Linked DNA regions of Homo sapiens: regions 2 and 3 are each linked to region 1. A link is a loop called in an ENCODE intact Hi-C map of the cell type or tissue named here. Cell type or tissue: IMR-90. All regions are shown on one strand.

Region 1 (8,000 bases):
TGTCCTAATATTTCTGCTTCTGTTGGAATTTGTCATCCAGGAGGCCCTCTTCCTTTAGAGATGTCTGTGCTCCTCAAATGTCCTGTTATTTTGTTTTGTGTGCTCATTTTTTCCCTAGGGCACTGACTCCACAGGCAGTACAAGTTGAGAAAGGCAGGTCCAGGCGTGTTAGCTCCAGTGAACTCAGGGGATGGGGCTAGATGAGCCCCAGGGTGGAGAGCTCTGAAAATTATATTCCGTTGCTCCTTATCTCACAAAATAAGCTTTTAGCTCAGGCCTTCATCTTTTGTCCCTCAGAGAGAAGCAGATTTGCAGGAGACAGTCAGAATTCAGTGGTTTTAAATCTTGGCTGCACATTCAAATGACCTGGGAAGCCTCTACAAATCTGGATGCCTGGGTCATGCTCCAGAGCAATTTCAATGGAATCTCTAGAGGTGGAATCCAAGTACTTTCAAGCTCCCCACATGATTTGTATCTTCAGCCAAGTTTGAGGCCCACCATCAAGACCAGATTGTCACTTTCCAGCCCTGGGAGTTTGAAGGGGAAGAGACATAGAAATAACTTCCAGATTATTTCTTCTGAGGATCCTCAGTTTCTTCTGAGGATATCTGAGCTTGGCAGGTGAGGTGCAGGCACTGTTTGCCCCAAGGAGATATGGGGTTGGTGAGAGCAGAATTCCACCAGTTTTTCTATTTTCTCTTCCCACAACCCTGCTGGGCTGCTTCCTGCCTTGGGACAAAGCCACCACTTCACAACCTCATTTGAAATAACATCCCCAGTCAACTCAAGAGCTTCTCACAGTGTTCTCTTCTTTACTTTTCTGGCTCCTGTGGGGTTAATAGGGGTGAGAGGTGGGATGGACATCCAGCAGCCTCGCTAGTTCAGCATCTTGGCCTGAACTGGAGCTACTTAGGGTATGATGAAGGGACCGGAAGCATCAGCATCTCTTAACAGCTTGCTAGAGATGCAGAATCCCAGGCCCCACCCTGAGCCTACAGAGGCAAAATCTGCATTGAATAAGATTGCCAAGAGATTCCCGAGCACATGAAAGTTTGATAAGCACTTCTTTACATAGCATAGATGCTGAACAAATATATTTAAATTGAATCAAGCACCTTTTTGACCACTACCTCAGAGTTTGCTCGGTCATGTTGTTCCTATAAAATGTTGATTTTAGTTCTTTGATTTGAGCTATTTCTGCCCTAGGCCAGAATTCAACAATGCTGGATTTTCCCACTATGCAGATGGATTTTAAAAACACAATTCTTTAAGAAAAACAATGCTCCCGTAGCACCATCTACCTCTCAGTGGTAGCACTCATCACTATTGTAATTTTATATTTAAAATTGTGGATGGTTGATTGATGTCTGGCATGATATTATAAGCTCCAGAAGGACCAGAAGGAAATCTGACTTTATTAGAGTTGTCTCCCTAATGCCCGGCGCAGTGCATGGCATACAGCAGGTGCTTAATATTAATCAAATGAGAGAAATGACTTAGGCCTTTGTAGTGACTTACTTAACTGATGGTTGTCTATCGAATGCTAATATGAATGATTACACCTGTAAGGTCACCTTTTTCTAAGAAATACATATGGTTTCAGGAATATGTTTCTTCCATCTTTACTGTTTCTTGTCATTAATATTAGATACAATTACTTGAATTTTTAGGGTCTTATGTTAATTTTTTAAAAACTCGATGCATACTGGCATTTAAATAAATATGAACATTTAGAATTGATTAATTTCTTAATTCATTGTCTACTTTTTTAATAAAACAAAAGGAAGCAAAAACATTGCCTTCAAGGAAGAATACATCTCCTTGATATTCTGAGGAAAGAATGAATACGTTTATGATATTAGAGGAAAAAGCAAGGGAGTGAAGAGGTCATGGCAAGTGCTGGGAATGAGTCCTGTTTGACCTGTTTTCACTCCTATTCTTTTCTCCTCCCCACCCACCCCAGTTTAGGCCCAGGCAGGAACCCAACCAATAAACGTTAAATCTACTCTTTCCCCTTTCTCTGTCCTCTCTGCCCAATTTCCAAAAAGGTGTTGACGATGAAATAGTCTGTTGTGTCATCAGGCTGAGGGAAGTGGGAAGGAAGCGTGCACTAGCTTAAGCAAAGCATCTGACAAAGATACAATTCTTTTATTATGTAGGACATATAAACAGGTATTTAAAGAAACACTCTATTTAAGTTGATTTATTAAATTTTTTTGGTAAAGATAGAGCATGGGTTCCATTACAGTGGATACTGATGTCTTTTATAGTCATGACTCCCAAAGGACATACGGTTTCCCAAAAGTGTAATCCAGCTTCTATAACTCTGAATGATATTCCAAGTCTGCTTTCCTGTGTGTCCCCTCTTCACTCCCTCCCTTGATGAGCCTAATTACACACACAGAAGAATTACATGTGCACCAGCATCACACAATTAAAAAGCTAGATTTAAAAGGATCTTGCCCAGCTTTTCTATGGAAAACTTGAAATTAGGTATTTTGCTTTAAACTTGGCAAAGCTAAAGACCAAAGTGATGTCTAGAATCAGGGAAAGTCTGACTAATAACTGAATGCTGTTGGAGGGCCAGTGGCACAACACATGTTTTTTGCTCGTCAAAAGGCGATGAAAGACACGCAAAGGAGTGAAATCAAGCAATGTAATGAGAACGACAAAGAAGTGATTTTGTTCTGAGCATTGCTGAGTTTTAAAGCGATGTAATGTATTTCCCATTCTTCATAAAACATTCAATTGTAAAATGTAGAGATTGTTTGAAAGTGTTTTTAATATTTTAATTCCTAAAATGTGGATTTATCCAACGAATACTTGTAGACCTTAATGAGACATTTGGGGGCTGGACTTTCATTTATTCTAAGTAGTTCTCATATTTAAAAAGCAGTTGCAGATTCTTCATTTCATTAGTGAAATATCAAAAAAGAAAAAGGAAAATAAAGCAAATTATTCAGTTCCAAATGAAAGCATTTCTTCATTTTTTTCTAGAGAATGATTATTAAACACTATAAAACCTAGTCGAATCTCATTTCTACACATCATTAAAGAGTTCATGTGCCAAACAAACAATGACCTTTTGTTGATGAGATTGTAGAAATTATTAGTGGGGAAAAATGATCATTTGTTCCTGGAGGACATTGTTACATTTCTACCTCCTCCCACTTTATTCACTTTTTTCTTCACAGAGTTGGAGAAAATAATGAGATACAAACTCATTTCCCCAGCAGAGGTCACCCTTTCTCCTTTATCGTTCCCAATAAATGCCTTCTTAGTTGTGGTTCCTTAGTCCAAGGAAATGCAGGAGTTTTCAGCTTGAAGCACAGCCAGAGGGCTGGTGGAAACATATGCATCATTCACACCCTCTGTGTCTTCTTACGTATGCACTGTTTAAACGTATTACCCTACCTGGACTCTTAAATGGATAACTCACATACATATAATAAGAACCACTAGGTTATGTATTGATAATCCTATCTTTTAGTTAATCCACTTCATCAAGCATTAGTTTAATGCTTGCCAGTGCTGGCTCAAATTCTACCCAATTCTCTGCCCCATGGGCCAAAAAATAGGTTTTCATAACACCCTGGAAGTGACTGGCATAAGCCTTTAGAGAGAATCCCCTGGTGAATTTCTGCAGGGGAGAAAGACAAAAATGTATGGAACATTGGCCAAGTGGAGAGCTCAGGGCTGGGTACTGAAGGGTAAGCTAGGGAGGTATAAGCCCCAGTCTCAGCTTTTGCATTTGGTTTGGTTTTGGAAACAAAAATGTATGTTTGTATTTTATTTGAGACACACTGGATCACAGAATGAAGTTCTAAATGAATTATACGTGAGTGTGCAGAGTATAGGTCAGTCAAGAGGTGTCATCTACAGAAGGTCAGGGGTAGATGGGTGATGGAATTGCTCGGGTCCTGTTGCTATCTGCTGGGGAAAAGCATTCAGCACGTGTCTGGCCAAATCCAAACATGGATTTTGGAAACTCCTTTTCTCTTCCTCACTTTATGGAGGAAACCATTGGCATTTTCTTGGGGTCCCTGGGGAAGTGGGGCTCATTGGTTTTACAATGGTTAGTGAAGATCTTTTCTAAATAAAATTCCCTTCCTTCCCTTTGTTTTCTTTATTCTGTAAACTAAAGTTCTTGTGGACATGTTGGAAGTTTAAGACTGCGGTGGATTTGGGGTATTCTCTGTGGCTGCTGCTCTTCCCTTGGACTGCAGATGGCACAATCACAGTGTGCAGGGGATAAGGTAGTGCATCCCAAAGAACAGAAATGTGCTTCTCCCTTCCAGGAAGTGGGACAGCTGGATGACCATGACATTGGACCTCCAGTAGTGCTCGTGAAGCGATGCATCTTGGAAAGGAGGATCTGCCTGCGTTCCTGACATCACCCTTGGGATTTCTCCTCTGCTCTCCAGGCCTCTGGCTCTCCCTGCTGGTTCTGTGCTGGGTCACCTGCCACTGCTCAGCCTGCATGCCCTGCAGAAGTTGGCTGGAGCCAGCTGGTGGTGACTTGCCAGAGACTCTGGTTAAATAGGAATTTTGCAAGCTGGTTGTTAAACCATTGGTAGCTTGAAATCAGCCTTGGTGGGAGTATTTATAACCCAGAAATTGGCAAATACTACAAATCAAGTCTTGCCTCCAGCAGCTTACCAGTAGTCCACAGCTTACCTGCTCCTCTTAGTACCAATGAAAACACCTACATCACCTCGTTTTAATAGCGACAAACTTGAGAATTTTTGATACAAATATTTACTAGGAAAAAAAGAAAAGAAATAGCTTCACTTCTCCTCCTTCAAAAGCTTTGGAACAGAAGTCCTTTATCAAGTACAGATTTCTACTCTTAATGTTAACCAGAGGTTTGTTCAAAACAGGCAAGTTGTCCCAGCTTTTGGGGGCAGTTCAATTCCTTTCCCTAAGCCCATGCTTAGCTGAGATATTTACCCCCAAATTTCCTTTTAAAATTCCCTCATTTTCCCCATCCCAGCACCTCCAGCTTCCTGAAGGCAGCTGTCTCCTGACACCATCCCTAGTGTAAGGCATCAGTCTCTTCTTTGGTTCTTTTTGACTCGAGAAGCCATTCCAGGCCAGGTGCGGTGGTTCACACCTGTAATCCCAGCACTTTGGGAGGCCGAGGCAGGCCGATCACTTGAGCCCAGGAGTTCGAGACCAACCTGGCCAACATGGTGAAACCCCATCTCTACTAAAAATAGAAAAATTACTTGGGTGTAGTGGTGTATGCTTTTAATCCCAGCTACTGGGCAGGTTGAGACATGAGAATCACTTGAACCCAGGAGGTGGGTGTTGCAGTAAGCCGAGATTGCGCCACTGCACTCCAGCCTAGACAAAAGAGTGAGACTGTCTACAAAGAAAAAAAAAAAATCCCTTCCTGGTGTACAGGGGCACACTGCCTGCCCCTGTTGGGTTTGTTTGTGAGGGACAATGGCTGTTTCCCATTTCTCTACAGCATCATCCTCTTATTTCTTGACAGGTCGAATCTGGACCCCTTAGCCGAGCGTGGTGGTGGGTGCCTGTAATCCCAGCTATCTGGGAGGAGGCTGAGGCAAGAAACTCACTTGAACCTGGGAGGCAGAGGTTGCAGTGAGCCAAGATGGCACCACTGCACTCCAGCCTGGGTGATAGAGTGAGACTCCAAGAAAAAAAAAAAAGGATGGCTGAGTAGGCCTGGAGGTGGTATGTTCAAAAAAAGGACATGGATTCTGGAACCAATGGGTCAGAGTGTTGTGAGGAGATTGCCGGACTCCTGACGGGGATGCTGCCGTGTTTTCTGCCGGTAAACCCAGTGCCTTACATTAATGACTTTATTTAACTTTAATTACCTTCCTAAAGGCCCAGTATCCAAATGCTGCCCCTCTGGAGATTACAGCTTCAACACATGAATGGTGTGTGTGTGTGGGGGGGGTGCGGTTACACATTTCAGCCCATCACAAATGGGACAGATTCTGTTTAAAAAATATTTACAAAAAAAGAAATCTCCCAATCTCCTCTAATTCTCTCTTTCAGTTTCAACAACTCTCCTTTAGGAAAGTCTTCCACGTGGTCTAAATTCTGCTCCATGCATGGTGACTCCAGTTTTTCTTCTGGCTTCAGTGAGGAAGGCGGAGAGCTAATTCCAGTTCTGCATATCTGTGGTTTCCTTCTGTGTAGCTACACGTATCCCTCTAAGTCTCCCCACTCAAAATTAATTTTTATTCATTCAAGTTTATAAACATGTGCAGTAATTTAAGGAGAGTTTCATGTAGCCAAATCAAACAAAATGTGATGGGGCTTTACAACTTTAAAAAGTGAGAACTTTTATTCCTAAATACACTCGTAAGACAATGGGTATGCAAATCACCATTACGTTACCCCTTATCCTTTTCTTCTTTTCCAACCAATTCCTCTTCCAATTCCTATTTCTTTCCCTAGTTGTGGGAGGGCATAAAATAAATCAGGGTGGAAGTCAGATAGCATGACTATTTGTTTTCTCCCTCTTCCTATCTAGTTTTTTTTTTTTTTTCTCCATAAATTTAGGTTTCTGCCTTTCTCTTGGTGGGAGAGTTCTTGTGTTTGCCAGAGGTCTTTGCTCTGGACTCAGGCTGCTGGGGAGTAGTGAGGGGAGCTGGTACATGTTAGTGAAAGGGTGGCATTGGAAAAAGAAGTCCAAGGCTGAGTACATGTGACTCTTCTGTGTATATTTGCATTTAACAGGAAACTTCTGGAAGTAAGATGCCTGAATGCAAAGAATCGAAGTGCCTGTGATGAGGATTTTAGGCAGGTCTGTGAGCGAGATAGTTGGAGGGTGTGCGGGGACTCCCTTTCAACCACACCATCTAGACAAGCATCTGCCTCTTTGCCATCCATCTCAGAGTGGCCCAGAGAGCTGGGGGCCAGGGAGGAGGCAGGGCTGGGACTCAGCCGTGGAGAAGTGTTGGGGCCGTGACTGTGTTCATGACACACACGTCCCCTCATCTCCGTGTGGTTATATCTGGACTGGGGGTTACTCTGCCCACATGAAGCCTCAGGTGCACAGGCTTGAAAGGAACTGGGCCTGGGCCATGCCAGGGGCGGGGCTGGCAGTTGGCAACCCTGGGCAGTAGCCACCCTTCCCCCAGCGGAATCCTGAATCTCAGGACTTCAGAGGTGGGAGGCACCTTACAAGTGCAGCGAGTGCAAGTCTTTCGTTTCGCAGAGGAAGTCACTGAGGCCCTGGGGGCTCCACCCTCTTTCTGGGCTTGTCAGAGGCATTTAAGAAATACACGTTGACTTGACATGACCCATGTGAAACGGGCGTAACGAGACTCCCTGCATGGCTGCTGGATTAGGCTGCCAGCAGCTGGGAATGATTCTCCCTCTGTGGGTCTGAGCCTAAATGGTGGGCGCAGCAGAGGGGCACCCGGGTAGCTTTTTCAGGCTTGGGATGGGACAAGGTGAGCAGAGATTGAAAGCCTCCTTTCACAAATAAACTTGAGTTTAACAGAATGTCAGGGCTGGAAGGGACCTTACAAATCATTAGGATCAACCTGCCCTGAGGTTACAGATGAATAAACTGAGGCCCAGAGATGGGAGGTGATCGGGCTGGTGAGTTGTTGGTTGACCTGGGCCTTGAACCCAGCAAGCAGCTTCCAAATTTATGCTCTCCCTGCTGTGCCATGGGGCCTCTCTTGGCAGCAAGTTGCAAACCTGAGATTGATTGAATTGTTTGGATTCAGGGAGCATGTGAAGCATAAAGAAAATGAGGAGCAGGGAGGGATGCAAGCTGGATGTGATGAGACACAGCCTGGTTTTCCTTTATGCCGCCATTTTGTGACTTGAAGTGGAGCGAGAATTATTGTCCCACCAGTGAGACAGAACCATATAAATTAAAACTGCAATGAACTGTCTGCTGAAGGTGTGAACAAGGCAGATAAATCCCTGGGAGCTTAGAAAACATCTGCTCCTTACCTTGAAGGCAGAAACTTCACCGTAAAGCAGAAAAATCCAGGACTGGAATC
Region 2 (8,000 bases), 99 kb after region 1:
AGAGTCAAGTGTTTTTTTTTTTTTGACTTCGGAAGAGGGTTTCAGGGTGGTTATCTCAATTAAGGATGGAAAACTACCACTCTTGTTAGGTGTGGGCCCGATTGGTTAAAACAAGTCCCATTGTTCATTGGTGAAGAAGGAACCTGTAGAAGGGTCCAGGAAGGGCCTGGCTTACCTGAGTCATTCAAAATTCACAGTCGATTCTCCGTTTCAGCTCATCAGAACCAGTTGCAATACAACTCAAGCCCAGTTTTGCTATCTCCTCTGCAAAGTGCCACTATAAGGAGGACGCACTTGAATGGATTGTCCACTGGCTCTGGTTTGGTTTGACCAATAGAGGCAGGGCAGGAGAAAAGGAGGCAGGAGGAGGGTAAGGTTGAGGTGGCATTCCCCCAGCTCCTTTCCTGCGGGGTTGCTGTGGGTAAGCTGCAGCCCTCTGCCTAAGGCAGCTCTCTGAGTTCAGCTCCTCTCTCATGGTTCTGATACTCTTCCCTGCCTGGCCCCTCAGGCCCAGGGGTGGTAACAGACCTTGCTGTGACTAGCTCTCAAGTACTGCATCCTCCTTTATTAGTTCCCCTAAACCCTGCCCCTTGCTCTGAACATGAGCTCTTCATCTAACCTTTCTCAATTACTTGGTTTGAGTGTGCAGTCCTTTGCCTGCCAGGACCTTGACAGGTAGGTTGACAGGTACAACCTACAGTGGTTAATTTTTTTCTGCCTTCTTATTAATACTTTTTATATCCTCCAAAATTTAGCTTGCACATGGTCTGTCATGGTCCTGTCTTCTGCATTATGACTTTTCAGCTTTAGCTACTACTACTAAGGACCTCCATTCCTTTGCATTTCCAGTTAAATTTTTTGAGCAAGTATCAGATGGGCCCTGCATTAGTCGGGGTTCTCTAGAGGGACAGAACTAATAGGAGATATATGTGTATACATATGTATATATAAAGAGGAGTTTATTAAGTAGTATTAACTCACACAATCACAAGATTCCACAATAGGCTGTTTGCAAGCTGAGGGGCAAGGAAGCCAGTCTGAGTCCCAAAGCTGAAAAACTTGGGAGTCCAACGTTCGAGGACAGGAAGAATTCAGCATGGGAGAAAGATGTGGGTTCCGAGGCTAAGCCAGTCTAGCTTTTTCACATTTTCTCTGCCTGCTTTATATTTGCTGGCAGCTGATTAGATGGTGTCCACCCAGATTAAGGGTGGGTCTGCCTTCCTCAGCCCACTGACTCAAATGTTATTCTCCTTTGGCAACACCCTCACAGACATACCCAGGATCAATACTTTGCATCTTTAAATCCAATCAAGTTGACACTCAATATTAACCATCACAAGCTCAGAGCCTGCTCTTACATTTGGGCCACGTCATACAAGCCTTGTACACCTATAAATTGGCTCATTTGTTCAACACTCTTGGTTTCATCTCTTATGGCTAGGGGTGGTGGAAGTAACATAGCACAAAATGTGTGAGGTGGGGGCTGTGTGAGGGAGTGGTCTTGGCAAACGCTGTAGTGGACATATACCTTTTAAAAATTGTCCTAAAATATGTATAACATGAAAGTTACCATTTTAGCCATTTCCTCCTAGCTTCATTAAGGTATAATTGACAATTTAAAATTGTATATATTTATGGCATAAAACATGATGTTTTGTTATATGTATACATTGTGAAATAATGAATTCAAACTAATGAACATATCCAGGACCTCAAATACCAATCATTTCTTTGTGGTGAGAGCATTTAAGATCTACTCTCCTGGGAATTTTGTAGCATATAAAAATAGATTGTAGTATATAAAATCTACATGCCTGTAGATTACAGGCATGAGAACTTATTCATCCTGTCTAACTGAATGTTTGTACCCTTCTTTGACCAACGTTTCCCCAATCCTCCCCCCATCTCCCACCCCCTTTACCTCTGGTAGCTACCGTTCTACTCTGCTTCCATGAGTTCAACTTTTTTTGGTTCTACATGTAAGTAAATCATGCAGTATTTGCTTTTCTGTGCCTGACTTATTTTACTTTGCACAACATTCTCCAGTTTCATCCATGTTGTTGCAAATTACAGGATTTCCTTCTTTTTAAAGGCTGAATAGTATTCCATTGTGTGTGTGTGGGTGTGTGTGTGTGTATGTTTGTGTGTGTGCATGTGTAGTCTACATTTTCTTTACTCATTCATTTGTCAACGAACACTTAAATTGATTTCATATCTTGACTATTGCTAATAATACTGCAATATACATGAGAGTGCAGGTATCTCTTCAAGATAGTGATTTTATTTTCTTTGGATATGTACCCGAAATTGGGATTGCTGGATCACATGATAGCTCTATTTTTAATTTGTGAGGCACCTCCATATGTTTTCTATAATGTCTGTACTAACTTGCATTCCCACCAATAGTGTACGAGGATTCCCTTTTCTCCACATCCTTGCCAACATTTGTTATCTTTTGACATTTTGATAATAACCATTCTAACAGGTGTAAAATGATAGCTCATTGTGGTTTTGATTTGCATTTCCATGATGATTGATAATGTTGAGCATATTTTCATATGCCCATTGGCCATTTGTATGTCATCTTTTGAGAAATGTCTATGCAGGTCCTTTTGCCCATTTTTAAATTGGGTTATTTGTTTTCTTCCTATTGAATTGTCTGAGTTTTTAAAATATATTTTGGATATTAACCCTTTATCAGATGTATGATTTGCAAATATCTTCTCCCATTCTGCAGATTGTCTCTTCACTGTGTTGATTGTTTGCTGTGCAGAAACATTTTAGTTTGACGCAACCCCATGTTTGTTTTTGCTTTTACTGCCCGAGCTTTTGAGTCATATCCAAAAAAATCATTTCCTAGATCAATGTCAAGTGGCTTTTTCTTGGCCAGGAATGGTGGCTCAGGCCTATAATTCCAACACTTTGGGAGGCCAAGGCAGGAGGATTGCCTGACGCCAGGAGTTTGAGATCAGCCTGGGCAACATAGCAATACCCTGCCTCTTCAAAAATGTTTTAAAAAATAGCCAGGTGTGATGGTGCATGCCTGTAGTTCCAGCTACGTGGGAAGCTGAGGCAGAAGAATTGCTTAAGCCCAGGAGTTAGAGGTTACAGTGAGCTATGATTGTGACACTGTACTTTGGCCTGAGTGACAGAGTGAAACTCTGTTTCAAAAAAAAAAGTGAGGGTTCGGTTTTATTTTTCTGCATGTGGATAAATTTTTTTCAATATTATTTATTGAAGAGTCTGTTTTTTCCCATTGTGTGTTCCTGGAAACTTTGTAGAAGATCAGTTGACTGTAAAAGTGTGGATTTATTTCTGGGCTCACTATTCTGCTCCATTGATCTATATTTCCACTTTCATGCTAGTACCATCCTGTTTTGATTACTGTAGCTTTACAGTATATATTGAAATCAGGTTGTATGATGTCTTCAGCTTTGTTCTTTTGGCTCAATATTGCTTTGGCTATTTGAGATTCACACGAATGTTTGTGGTCCCACACAAATTTTGGGATCATTTTCTTTTTTTTCTTTTCTTTTTTTTTTTTAGACAGAGTCTCACTCTGTTGCCCAGGCTGGAGTGCAGTGGTGCAATCTTGGCTCACTGCAAGCTCTGCCTCCTGGGTTCATGCCGTTCTCCTGCCTCAGCCTCCCGAGTAGCTGGGACTACAGGCACCTGCCACCACACCCAGCTACTTTTCTTTATTTTTAGTAGAGACAGGGTTTCACTGTGTTAGCCAAGATGGTCTCAATCTCCTGATCTCCTGATCCGCCCACCTTGGCCTCCCAAAGTGCTGGATTACAGGCGTGAGCCACCGCACCTGGCCCCAGGATTATTTTCTTTTAAATAATTTTTTAAGTGTATAAATTCAGTGTTATTAAATACATTTACAGTGTGTGCATGTGCAACCATCACTGCTATCCATTTTCAGAACTTTTTTATCTTCCCAAACAGAAACTTTGCACCCTTAGAGGGTTTAATACAATAATTCCTCATTCTTCCTCTTCCTAGACCCTGGTATCCTCTATTTTATTTATGAATTTGCCTGTTCTAAGTAACTCACGCAAGTGAAATCATACAATAATTGTCCTTTTGTGCTTGGCTTATTTCACTTAACATAATGTCCTCAAAGCTTGACCACGTTTTAGCATGTATCAGAATTTCATTCCTTTTTAGGGTTAAAGAATATTTCATTGCACATATATGCAACATTCTGTCTCTTCATTCATCTGTTCATGGACATTTGTGTTGCTGCCACCTTTCGGCAATTGTGAATAGTGCTTCTACAAACATTGGTGTACAAAACATATAACATTAAACAAATTTAAAAAGCTGTTTTGTAGAGATGGGATCTTGCTATGTTGCCCAGGCTGGTCTTGAACTCTTGGCCTTCACTGATCCTCCTGCCCTGGCCTCCCAAAGTGCAGGTATTACAGGCATAAGCCACTGTGCTCGGCCAAACAAATAACTTTTAATCCATATCTATTTCCTTTTCCTGACTTACTTGTAGTCTCCTTGGGGGACAGAACCACTTCTTGACTATGCTTGTATCCACAAAAGTGCTTAGCCCAGTTCTTTGCCCATAGGTTTCCATGGAGTCTGGGTGAAGTAGGGGGCCCTTTGTAGAGACCCTCCCCTTCCCTGAGGATCGGCCGGCTGTCCAGTTCAGTTACAAAGGGGGAGGAATGGCTTTGGAAACTGTCTATTCACATTAGCTTTTCACTTTCTGAAATGCCTCAATCATCTTTCTCAGGGTTGGATCCAATTTCTCTTCACTCTGAGGTAATTGTCTTTCTGCTCAGCCTTGCTGCAGTGAGCAGGTGAGCTGACAGGGCCAGAGTAGGCTGGAGAGCTTGTCTGCCTTGTTATTGTTCCAGGTGTCCTTGTACCAGACATGAGGTCGGGGAGAATAGAGTTCATGTTTTCTCTGTGCCAGCCTTGAGCCCTTGCTAACGACTTTCTTCATGAAAAGAGAAGTAGCTGACCATTACTCAGCACCTACTTGGCTTCGAGCACTTTCCTAGCATTCTACCTATGACTTTAATCTTCCCCACACCCCCATGATATAGGTATTATTCTATTTTACAGATGAAGAAACCGAGGCCCAGACACATTAAGTATCGTGCCAAAATCCAGTGGCATGGCCAGGACTTGGACTCCCATTCAAGCCCTTGCCATTTCTACTCAGCCACGTTTACAAACACCTAGGGTTTGAATGGCGATGTCCGATGGCAGGCTGACCCTCCACTGCCCATCTGCAAGGGGCCTCTAGGAGCTACCAGCTGCCTCTCTTTCACCCGGATTTCACTGGATAATTTTGGAGTCACCTGACTGAGGGACCTGTCATAAGCATTCCCCCGCCCCCACATACCCTGTAGTGCTCTACACATAGTAGGCCCTCAATGAGTTCACAGAAAATTGAGTTGCAAATGAAAACAATTGGAAGTAGTTTTGATTAGGTGATTTCTTTTGGATGGGGACCAAGGTGGAGGAGAAATGGCTATAAAATAATTTGCCCTGGCGATCATGCTGACATTGTTTCTTTTCATCTCTTTGTCAGAGCCTTATAAGAGTAGATGTTCGCTGGTCCCCATAAGTTGGAATCCAATCAAAGCACAGCAAAACTTAGCCCTTTGATATCCTCTGTCAGCAGACTATAATTTTGAGAATTGCTTTTTTGATTGGCTATTGTGGCTGGGTAAGAAGAGGCTGGTGCTCAGGTAGGGCAGCAGAAATGCTTCTGGAATTCCAGTGGAGATCTGCTTTGAATGCTTGGTACTTATTCATGAGAACTCTTTTACACAGAATCGCACTTTCCTCACAAATGAAAATATTTATATGATGGTATTCATGCAATTTGAAAAAAATTGCAGCAGGCAATGCTTCCCTTTCCTCTGTGCCTGGCATCTCAGAGTGTTTTCTTTCCTCCCCCAATATTAATGAAAAAGAAATCAAACTTTTGCAGGCTTCACTTAGTTGCTGCCTTTCAATCAGATAAATTTGCGACCTGAATATTTCCTTCTCCTCTTTCAGTATTCATGAAGGTCGCTTGCGGCTGGACTGGTGGATTTAAGCACTTGTGTAGTTCAGGAAAGACAGATTTATTCCCTGGGAGTTGCGTGTAACTTACAACCTACATATTTCTGGCCCCTCCCCTGCTTTCCCCATCCTTTTTTCTGTCTTTGGATTTAGAAGGCATCATGATTTTCCCCCCCTGGTTTGCTGGTAGTACAACGTTAAGGAGCTTGGGTTTAAAATATTGATCTAGCTTCTCCCACAAAGACTTTGGTTGTTGAGTTTTGCAGCTTGGTATGGCTGACTGAAAGTGGTCTGGGTTGAAGTGGTCTGGGTTGAATTTGCTTAATAGGATGTTTCACTCCCCACGAGTCAATTTTTATCCACTTTATCAAGTTACTTATTGATTACAGCTCTTGTCATGTGCACATTGGTTTGCTGGGAAACTTACATGTTTTGTTTCTTGCTTAGAGTAGGCTAGGAATGTCGCGAAGTCTAGTTCACCTGGCACCCCAGATTCCCTCATGTTTAAAGAGGACTCCATTCTGTCTTAGGCACTTGGCTCAGAATTGCAAGAACGACATTGGTCGTCTTGAGTAGGAACACAAATAAGAAGTTTGTGGGTTTCTTTTTTTTTTTCCATTTATTTTACTTTCTGGTAATGTGTAGAGGCAATCTCATTCTTTCTTTCTTTCTTTTTTTTTTGAGACAGAGTCTTGCTCTGTCACCCAGGCTGGAGTGCAGTGGCATGATCTCGGCTCACTGAAACCTCCGCCTCCTGGGTTCAAGCGATTCTCGTGCCTTGGCCTCCTGAGAGGCTGGGATTGCAGGTGTGTGCCACCATGCCGGGCTAATTTTTGTATCGTTTGTAGTGATGGGGTTTCACCATGTTGGACAGGCTGAGGCAATCTCATTCTTGAGTAAAGGAAATAAAAGGAATGTACTGGAGCCGAAATTTTGGACTGGACAAGGGGAATAGAACAGAAACAAGTAAAGCTAACTGGTCAAGTTCAGGAGAGGATGGGGCTGGGTGTTTCATGCCTAAGAAGAAAGTGAGTTGGAGAAAGGAAGGATAATAAGCTTTCTGCTTTTGTACCTTAGGCCTGGCCAGCTTTTCAAACATCTTCACTGTCTTTAATTTGCTATCAGATATGGAAAAGTCCATCATGAAAGCAGTGGACTCTAATGAGCTTGATTTAGAAGATTTGGAATGCCTCAGTAGGTAATGTATTTCCCCAATTATTGGGGTTATTGCTGCCAAAGGAACAAAGAGCACCTAGGAACACACTAAAAATGGAAACATATATTTCTCTTGAATCTCAGCTTTGTATGTGCGAATGTTATTTCTAAGCCCAAGTCCAAGCAGAATAGTAAAGTTGTCTTTAGTGCTATCTTATCTCCATTTCTTTACATAACTCAAAGTAGTGAATGATGTTACCCAGAATGTACATAATTTGACATTTATTTATATTAAATTGAGAAAACTTTATTATTATTACTATTTGAGACAGAGTTTTTCTCTCGTTGCCCAGGCTGGAGTGCAATGGCACGATCTCGGCTCACTGCAACCTCCACTTGCTGGTTTCAAGTGATTCTCCTGCCTCAGCCTCCCGAGTAGCTAGGATTACAGGTGTCTGCCACCACCCCCGGCTATTTTTTTTTTGTTTTTAGTAGAGATGGGGTTTCACCATGTTGGCCAGGCTGGTCTAGAACTCCTGACCTCAGGTGATCCACCCGCCTCAGCCTCCCAAAGTGCTGGGATTACAGGTGTGAGCCACCGCACCCGGCCAGAGAAAACATTATTTTATGTTATTAGTGTTTTCTTCTCTCAAAGTGTCAGCAACTAGAGGGCAGGCTTTGTACCTAGGAGGTACCAGCAATGAATATTCACTGTTACAGGCTGTCCAGTCTCAACACCTTTCTTTGTTTTGGAGAAATCCAAGTACACTAGCCAGCCTCTGAGAAAGCCGACACTGACCCCTGTCCCT
Region 3 (8,000 bases), 1.4 Mb after region 1:
ATTTTATATGTCCTACAGGCTTTGGCAGTTTTGCACATTTAATTGAAATGCATTGGCATCTATAAAAAAGAACTTGCTTAAATCAAAAAGGAATTACTCATAATCTCTCTAATATTAACATTTGGACGTTTGACAGTACCTGCTGCATTCCACGGTGTTGCATTTATGCAGCTCAGATCTGAGGTCTCGTCTGACTTGGTATTTGTTTCAGTCAAGCTGTGTGAAATCTCTTGGCTTTCGTGCATATAGACAGGAAGGTCTGCAGGGGTGTTGGGGGGCAAAATACTGTGGCCAGAGTGGTAGCCAAAAGAGACCTTCATTATGCATATTTCCACTGGTGCCCATGTCACCCAGGAAAACCACCCTGGAAAGGGAGTAAATGAAAGGCCTGCTCCACCGACAAGGGGGCTGCCTCTAGAAGAGAACCTGCCAAGTCAGCTCCCTCCATCTGTGCAGGCCCCACTGACTCATGTGGCTTCCTAAGTCACTTAACCCTGACTCACCTCTGGGCTAGCCAACTACTGCTGAGATCCTCTGCAAGGCAAATCACATTATCCTTTTTTGAAACAAATGATGCATTTTAGGACTAACACATGCAGGCCCTGGCCTCATTCTCTGGCATGATATTGGAAACCAAAAATGATTCCTGTTAGGACAAGGTAGCCTACTAAAAGTAGGTGAAAATCTCAGATAATCCACATTCCCCATGTAGCCATTCTACTAATTCTTTCCTTATCGACCTTCACAGGACAGAATAGGTTGTTCTTGGATAGGGACGCAGGGTTGCAAACATACTCATACTTCCCTCAGATGTGCAGAGGAAATGTGTTGCCTTCATTTCTCTGCTGATGTACTCATCTTTGTCACAAACCCATCCAAATGCTTGTCGAGATATTGAGAAGAACACCCTATGTAGAGTGCAAGTCAGCAATTTAAACTGTTTCCTTAGGGACCAGGATCAGTTTTTCAAGTTTCTTTTCGTTCCCCCAGCGCCTCTTAAAGATGGGGTTTGTGGGTTTAGGGAAGGAAGCTGTCTATCACCTTACGGAGTGGAGACTGATGACGGGAGATGGCTGAAAAACTTATGGTCTGCTCCTCTGAGGCAAGGTTCTGAAGGTCATCCACTCCCTGTCCTTGGTGAATGGGTTATTGTTATTGCTATAGTTATTGAGTATAACACCAGTTGAGCTAGTGCATTATAACCCTAACCATTACAATGCAAGACTTTCAAAAACTTAACTACACAAGAAGTGACTATCAACTATTAAAAATATTCCACTAAACTCACACCATCACTTCTCCAATCCAAGTTTCCCTTGGCCAGATACTAACATTGACTACTGACACTTCAATGACATCGGATAGGAGAGGAAGTTGTTAATATACCTTACTCTTGCAAATACATTGCTAGGGCTCATTCTAGGTCTTGCAGCTCAAGAGTCATTAACGTTTTCATAAATTAAGCTCTAGGTGGAATCTGAAAAGTAAATCCTTACAGACACCATTAAACATAGTATTATCCAAATCTAAAATGAGAAAATATTTATAATAAAGTGAAAATGATATCATACAGAATCTCCATTTCACAAATGTACATACAGGAACACAGGTACACACACACACGTGTATATATACAAAAAAATGTCAGAAAGAAAAGTCCCAAATGTTAATAAAGATTATTTCATAACAGCCCAGTTACTAGATGATTTTTATTTTTCTACTGTGTACTTTCTTGTTTTATACATTCTCTTTTGCTATTGTGTATTTATTTTACATCCAGGAAAAATAAAAACCTTGTTTTTAAAGGTAAACTTTTATTTTAAAAATTTCTAATTAAATGGCTATATAAGTTCATTTTATAAGCATGAAGACAATGGTGATATGTTCATAAAGATTTAACAGAAGTTTTCAACTTTTTTTCTCAAAGAAGATTAACATATTTTTTTTCCTACATAACTCCCAAACTTAAAAAAAAACAAATTTATTTTTGAGATGGAGTCTCACTCTGTCACCCAGGCTGGAGTACAGTGGCGTGATCTCGGCTCACTGCAACCTCCGCCTCCCAGGTTCAAGCAATTCTCACGCCTCAGCCTCCCGTGTAGCTGTGATTAATGGCACGTGCCACCATGCCCAGCTAACTTTTGTATTTGTTTTTAGTAGAGTCAGGGTTTCACTATGTTGGCCAGGCTGATCTTGAACTCCTGACCTCGGGTGATTCACTCACTTTGGCCTCCCAAAGCATTGGGTACATGCGTGAGCCACCATGCCCGGCCAAAAAATCCAATTTACTTTGAGACAATAGCTTTAATTATTTTTAATCACTTGAAAAAATACTCAAAAAACAGAGAGCTGCAAGATTCTCGCCTCTATGAGCAAAGTGAGACAACCAACTTGATTTGCCAGAATTCCTGCCAAAAGCAAGAAAACGTGATTATGCATTGAGTTAAATCAGGCATAATGATATTATTAGGGTTTTTTAAATGTTGAAAATCTCTTGCAGATTTTCCTTTCCACCTTTACAGAGAACTTTAAATTTGGTGGTACCCCCGAAAATGACTGTGAAAAACTGTTCAATGAAAAAGCAGAATAGAAAATTGTGATTGCACCTCAATTTCTTTTTTTTTTTAAGTTTTAGGGTACATGTGCATAACGTGCAGGTTAGTTACATATGTATACATGTGCCATGTTGGTGTGCTGCACCCATTAACTTGTCATTTAACATTAGGTATATCTCCTAATGCTATCCCTCCCCCCTCCCCCCATCCCACAACAGGCCCGGGTGTGTGATGTTCCCCTTCCTGTGTCCATGTGTTCTCATTGTTCAATTCCCACCTATGTGTGAGAACATGCGGTGTTTGGTTTTTTCTCCTTGTGATAGTTTGCTGAGAATGATGGTTTCCAGCTTCATCCATGTCCCTACAAAGGACATGAACTCATCATTTTTTATGGCTGCATAGTATTCCATGATTGCACCTCAATTTCTATTATCAATTTGGAATGCATTTGGCTGGCCGTGGGGAACAGAAAACCCACTAAGCAGAACTGAGCACAAGCTCACAGGCATGTAGGTTTGTGTACTAACTCACTTAATCCTCACCACAGCCCCAGGAGCATGTAGAATTATCACTGACGGCGAAAAGGAGGAACACAGAGGTTAAGAACCACATCCAAAGATACATGGCTGTTAGATGGCAGATCTGGGATTCGAACCCAGCCTTTGGACTCCAGGGTCTGACCCTTCTTTACCTCCGATGTTCTGTTTACAGAAAAGGGAGGGACTTCCCATAATATCCAGAAACAGATTCTTTATTATCTGGGTCTCTTCAATGGTTCTTGTACACTGGGAATTTGTGGGAAGCATCAGAAAACCAGAAGTCAGTGTGTTTGCATTTTTTTTTTAATTTAAAATGGGAGCCACTTGGGAGTTTTGCTAATGCAGCACTTTTTCCACCTTTCTGTCTGCAGCAAGGTTGAAAAGCCTTCTTCCTCACAGGAAATAACCCGCAAATGAAATCACGAGACACAGTTGCTCTCCTTGGTGAGCTGTTGGAAGGGCGGACGATTCCTGGTCCATCCATTACCATGTAAATAATTAAACACCCAGAGCCCGCAGCCCAGGGTGGGCAGTCTGTGGCAGCAATTTGCTTTAAATATTGGTGAGCCTAAACTCGGTCAGTCATTAGCTCCTCCTAGTGGCTTTTTGGGCCTTCAATCAGGAGGCAGCTGAGGTGCTGCTGACTTTGAGGAACAAAATCCCTGATTGATGAGTAGCCTGAAGTTTCTTCCGAAGTGACAAGACCGTTCGTCACCTCTCAAGCCACAGGACTTGATTCCTCAGGGAAAGCTGCCCCGGCTCTAAGTACAAAATCTGATTTGGTCAACAAACTACTTTTACACAACCAGGGCAAAGCATGTTATCATCTATGCACGTGGCATTTATGATAACAATCAACACTGTGTGTGTAATTCTGTCCAAAAATAGAGTCCAGGCCGGGTGCGGTGGCTCACGCCTGTAATCCCACCACTTTGAGAGGCTGAGATGGGCGGATCACTTGAAGTCAGGAGTTGGAGACCAGCCTGGCCAACATGGTGAAACTCCGTCTCCACTAAAAATATAAAAATTACCCAGGTGTTGTGGTGCACGCCTGTAATCCATGCTACTTGGGAGGCTGAGGCAGGAGAATTGCTTGAACCCGGGAGTCAGAGTTTCAGTGAGCTGAGATGGCTCCACTGCACTTCAGCCTGTGCACCAAGGGTGAAACTCCGTCTCAAAAAAAATAAATAAAAATAGAGTCCAACCACAACTATTTTCTCTGTTAAAGATGAGTAGATACATGGATAACAAAAAAGACAATGCATTGAGAACTTAAATTTGGCTTTTAATTATGCTCTGCTCTTGCGTGTGAATAAAGTCACATCTGCCAAACTAAAGTCTAATGATTTCAAATAAAGCAACAAGGCCACACCTGAAGAGAAAAAGAAAACGTGGGGAAAAGGCCAAGAAGCTGTCCAGCTTCCCCATCCTGCCCTACTACTCAAGTGCTCCATGGAAACGACTTCAGCAGTGTTAATCAGCAGATCTCTTTCAGACTGATGCCACGTGTCACCATTCCCCAGACCTTTGATGGATTAGGTGAAGTTCAGTGTTTCAGTCTCAAAGGATATCTTGACAATAAAACTAAATAGAAGGAGCTGAGATGTCAACAGAGTCCCAAGTGTAGAGTAGGCATCATTCATAACTTAGAAGGACATTCGCTCTTGGACAAACCCAAATTAGAATAATCTACCTATAAGCTGGGTGCAGTGGCTCACACCTGTAATACCAGCATCTCCGGAAGCTGAGGTGGGAGGATCACTTGAGGCCAGGAGTCTGAGAATAATCTACTCATAGATAGATAATCCAGAATAGTGACACAAAGGCAAATGCAAATCACATTGAGAAAAAAATTCAGGTATCTACATTGCAAGTATAATCAAATAGGAAAAGTTCCAGCTCTCAATTTTGCTGCTGTAACTATGATCCCATAGTTTGATACATGATCCATAATCTACTCAACACTGAGTAAATATACTATGAATTTTATTATTTATGCCAGTAGGCATTAAAATTCCATCTTTTTTTTACCCTGCCAGCATTGATTACAACACAAGGACACACACATACATACACACACTCTACTATGGAGCAGCTTTAGAGCTTTAAGAATAATTTGGGCTGCCTTGGAATACCAGAAGCCCTAGAAAACCAGCAACTACACTGGAAGATCTTGAATAACACGGGTGGTTGTCTAGAAAAAGCTACAGGCTCTGAAGTCAGGAATAAATCTAGGTTAGTATCTTGACTCTACCCTTCAGCAATGTTTCCCCTTAAGCATATCTGATGACATCTGTAAGCTCTAGTCTAAAAGAGTGCCACTAATACCTAATTCACAAATCTGCCCATGAGAATGGAATGATCCCATATATAAACTGCTTAACAGTGACTGGCACAAAGCAAGCTCCTCAAAATACTTAGTTTCCTGCTATTTTCCTCTCCTTGACAAGTGCTTCTTCTGGTGAATCTCCAGGGGGTTAAGTGAGCATGGATACACTCCTGAGAATTTCAAAATCCTTGGGATTTTTTTTTTTCCTCCTGACAGTCAGTACTGTTGGCTGGTTTGGAACCTCCTAGTGAATTTTCTTTTTCTCAAATCTTGGAGTATTTTTGGAGTTTATAGATCAGTGTCCTCCCAAAATGGCTCAGCCTGACCTACCCCCAGCCTGTCTCCAACACTCAGACTGTGTTTTCTTGAAACGTGCGATGCTTTCCTGTTCCAACTACATGTTCCTATTCAATCATCCATTCATTCAACAAGTATTTACCATATGCCAATCCTGTACTGGGATACAAGGTGACTAAGACAGGCTTGGTTCCACCTTCAAGGAGATCATGTTCTTGCAGAGGACACAGATGAAAAGTAAGAGGGCACATAAATGCTTTAATTATAACTGATACCGTGGCAAGTGCTGCGATGGGGGCTCTAGCAGAGAACAGAAGTTTAAGTATCGGGGCAGTGGTTACCACCTGACATAGGGCATCAAGGAACCCTCCTTGAGGAGGGATGAGTTAGGCAGAGGTGAGCTGCATAGGGAGTGAGAGACCTCAGGCAGGAGGAACCCAGAGAGGTTGTTCAGGAGGACCTCTGAAATAAAAACTATTGGCAACAGGGCACTTTGTCTCCCTCCCCTCCCCTTCCCTTCCCTTTCTTTCCTTTCTTTCTTTCACTTTCCTTTTGAGGCAGAGTTTCACTGGCAGTCAGGCTAGAGTACAGTGGTGTGATCTCAGCTCACTGCAACTTCCACCTCCCAGGTTCAAGTCATTCTCCTGTCTCAGCCTCCCAAGCAGCTGGGATTACAGGCACCCACCACCATGCCCGGCTAATTTTTGTATTTTTAATAGAGATGGTGGGGGGGGGGTGGGGTTCACCATGTTGGCCAGGCTGGTCTGGAACGCCTGACCATATTCTTGTTTCTAGATTCAACTCCATTCTTACAATCCTGAACTCCTAGCTGAGGATTTAATTGCATATATAATCTTAGATCTCTGTGACTTCCACCTTATTTATTTATTTATCTATTCATTTTAAATTTTCTGTCTATATGTCAAGAGGTCTACTTAATAAACTAGATTCCTTTCCTTTTAACTGAAAAAAATTAGAGAGGAGTGCTGCCTGGAGCCCTGCCTCCTTGGCGTTGTGCTCTACTTTTTTATCTACACAGGATTTGTGTCAATTTGTTGGTCTTACAAATGCTCCTATTGTGGGGAGGAAACCATGGGCTGAACACAAGGGCTGCCTGACTTCCCAGTTTCACTCCAGGAGGCCCACGTCACACCAGCTTCTTCTTGATGCTGTAGACACAGTCACAAGGTGTCCACATGTGTCTTCCTCACACCCATCCGCTGGGAAACAGGACTCTCCTTCCTGCTCTGCAGGGTGGAAAATAGGACCCCAGGCAGTCGCTCCCTTGGAGATGGGTCCCACACTCCATGAAGCTCAGCATGGGCATAAGAGCTGTCTGGCTGCGGTGGCTGCCTGTTTTCAGCAGGGGTCTTCAGCCAGCATTTTCTCCAGGAGGGTAGCACTGAGCTTTCTTCCAGCTGATGGCTCTGGAAGGCACCACAAGTTCTTTTTGGCGCATTTTCCACTTTCCTCCTCTCCTCCCACTCCCCTCTCTCTCTCCTCACCCCACACAGATCCTGTGCTGATTGACTGCCATCGCCAGGCTTCTGTACCAGGCAATCAATCAAAAGAGACCTTCCCACGCGGAACAGCCGCCGCCCCTCCACCAGACTGCTGCCTCTGACATTTCCTGCGTGCCTGGACTGAGCCTGTTTGGAAGGCTCCAGCCCCCTCCTATCAGTCTGGGCACTCAGGGCTCTGGCAGCAGCTGCCGCTCTGAATGTTGACACCCTGCCACGTCAACACTGGCCGGGCCGATGTTCCTTCACACTCATCTGCTGAGCCCAAACTTCCCCTGCTGGCGGGCTCTCCCTGTTTGAATGGGCTCCCAGTCAGAAAGGGCTCCCTGAAGCCTTAGCTCCTTGAAGCTCGCCCCTTGCAGCCTTCCGGCTAGAGGATGTGGCTGTTGGATCAGCTCAGTGATCCTTGGTTCACAAAAAAAGAAATTCAGTTCAATGTGGCCTTTCCCAAACCCCCTCAAACAGCGTTCTGTGCAGATTGAGCCTGCTGGCCTTGGCATTGTCCTTCCGACTTGATTTTTCAGACTATCTTTCCTCTTGTCTGTGAGAATACCATGGGGCTCAAGGACCTGAAGGAATTGGTGCATGTATTTCATTTGAACTTTGCTGAAGCTTTTTTATTTTAAGCCAAGTGCTTCCTCTGCTGTCTAGAAAAAAAAAAAAAAAAAAAGAAAGAAAAGAATCCTTCTCTTGCCGTCTTTTTTGCCCACACAGATAGCCGCTTCTCATTTTTCTGGTTCCAACTTTCAGGTAGTTGTAT

Evidence for each region. Peaks named below come from ENCODE experiments on the same cell type or tissue, not always from the same donor. Only the 100,000 strongest peaks of a DNase experiment are listed, where the experiment ranks them.
Region 2: it touches region 1 in a loop (9-fold over the local background); 50 of 110 quality-filtered maps call a loop at or near these places.
Region 3: a loop joins it to region 1, with 4 times the contacts of the local background. A loop is called at or near these places in 2 of 110 quality-filtered maps.

Annotation. Positions count from the first base shown.
Region 1 is chr2:219,733,156-219,741,155 of GRCh38, forward strand. It overlaps LINC02832 (long intergenic non-protein coding RNA 2832), which reads left to right. Exons shown (of 2, transcript NR_185880.1): 2 at 4,299-4,773. LOC105373887 (a long non-coding RNA gene) reads left to right here and starts at 5,644. Exons shown (of 3, transcript XR_923923.2): 1 at 5,644-5,800. In IMR-90, CTCF peaks have their summits at 3,243 (motif pointing right) and 4,225 (motif pointing right); a DNase peak (open chromatin) is centred at 3,276.
Region 2 is chr2:219,832,592-219,840,591 of GRCh38, forward strand. No RefSeq gene overlaps it. Among named protein-coding and RNA genes, the nearest start is that of LINC01803, 68 kb to the right of the region's middle. In IMR-90, a CTCF peak has its summit at 4,266 (motif pointing left); no DNase peak of the experiment used is centred here.
Region 3 is chr2:221,097,223-221,105,222 of GRCh38, forward strand. No RefSeq gene overlaps it. Among named protein-coding and RNA genes, the nearest start is that of EPHA4, 470 kb to the right of the region's middle. RefSeq lists an enhancer at 7,347-7,641. In IMR-90, CTCF peaks have their summits at 3,683 (motif pointing left) and 7,520; DNase peaks (open chromatin) are centred at 479 and 7,469; H3K27ac peaks cover 191 bases.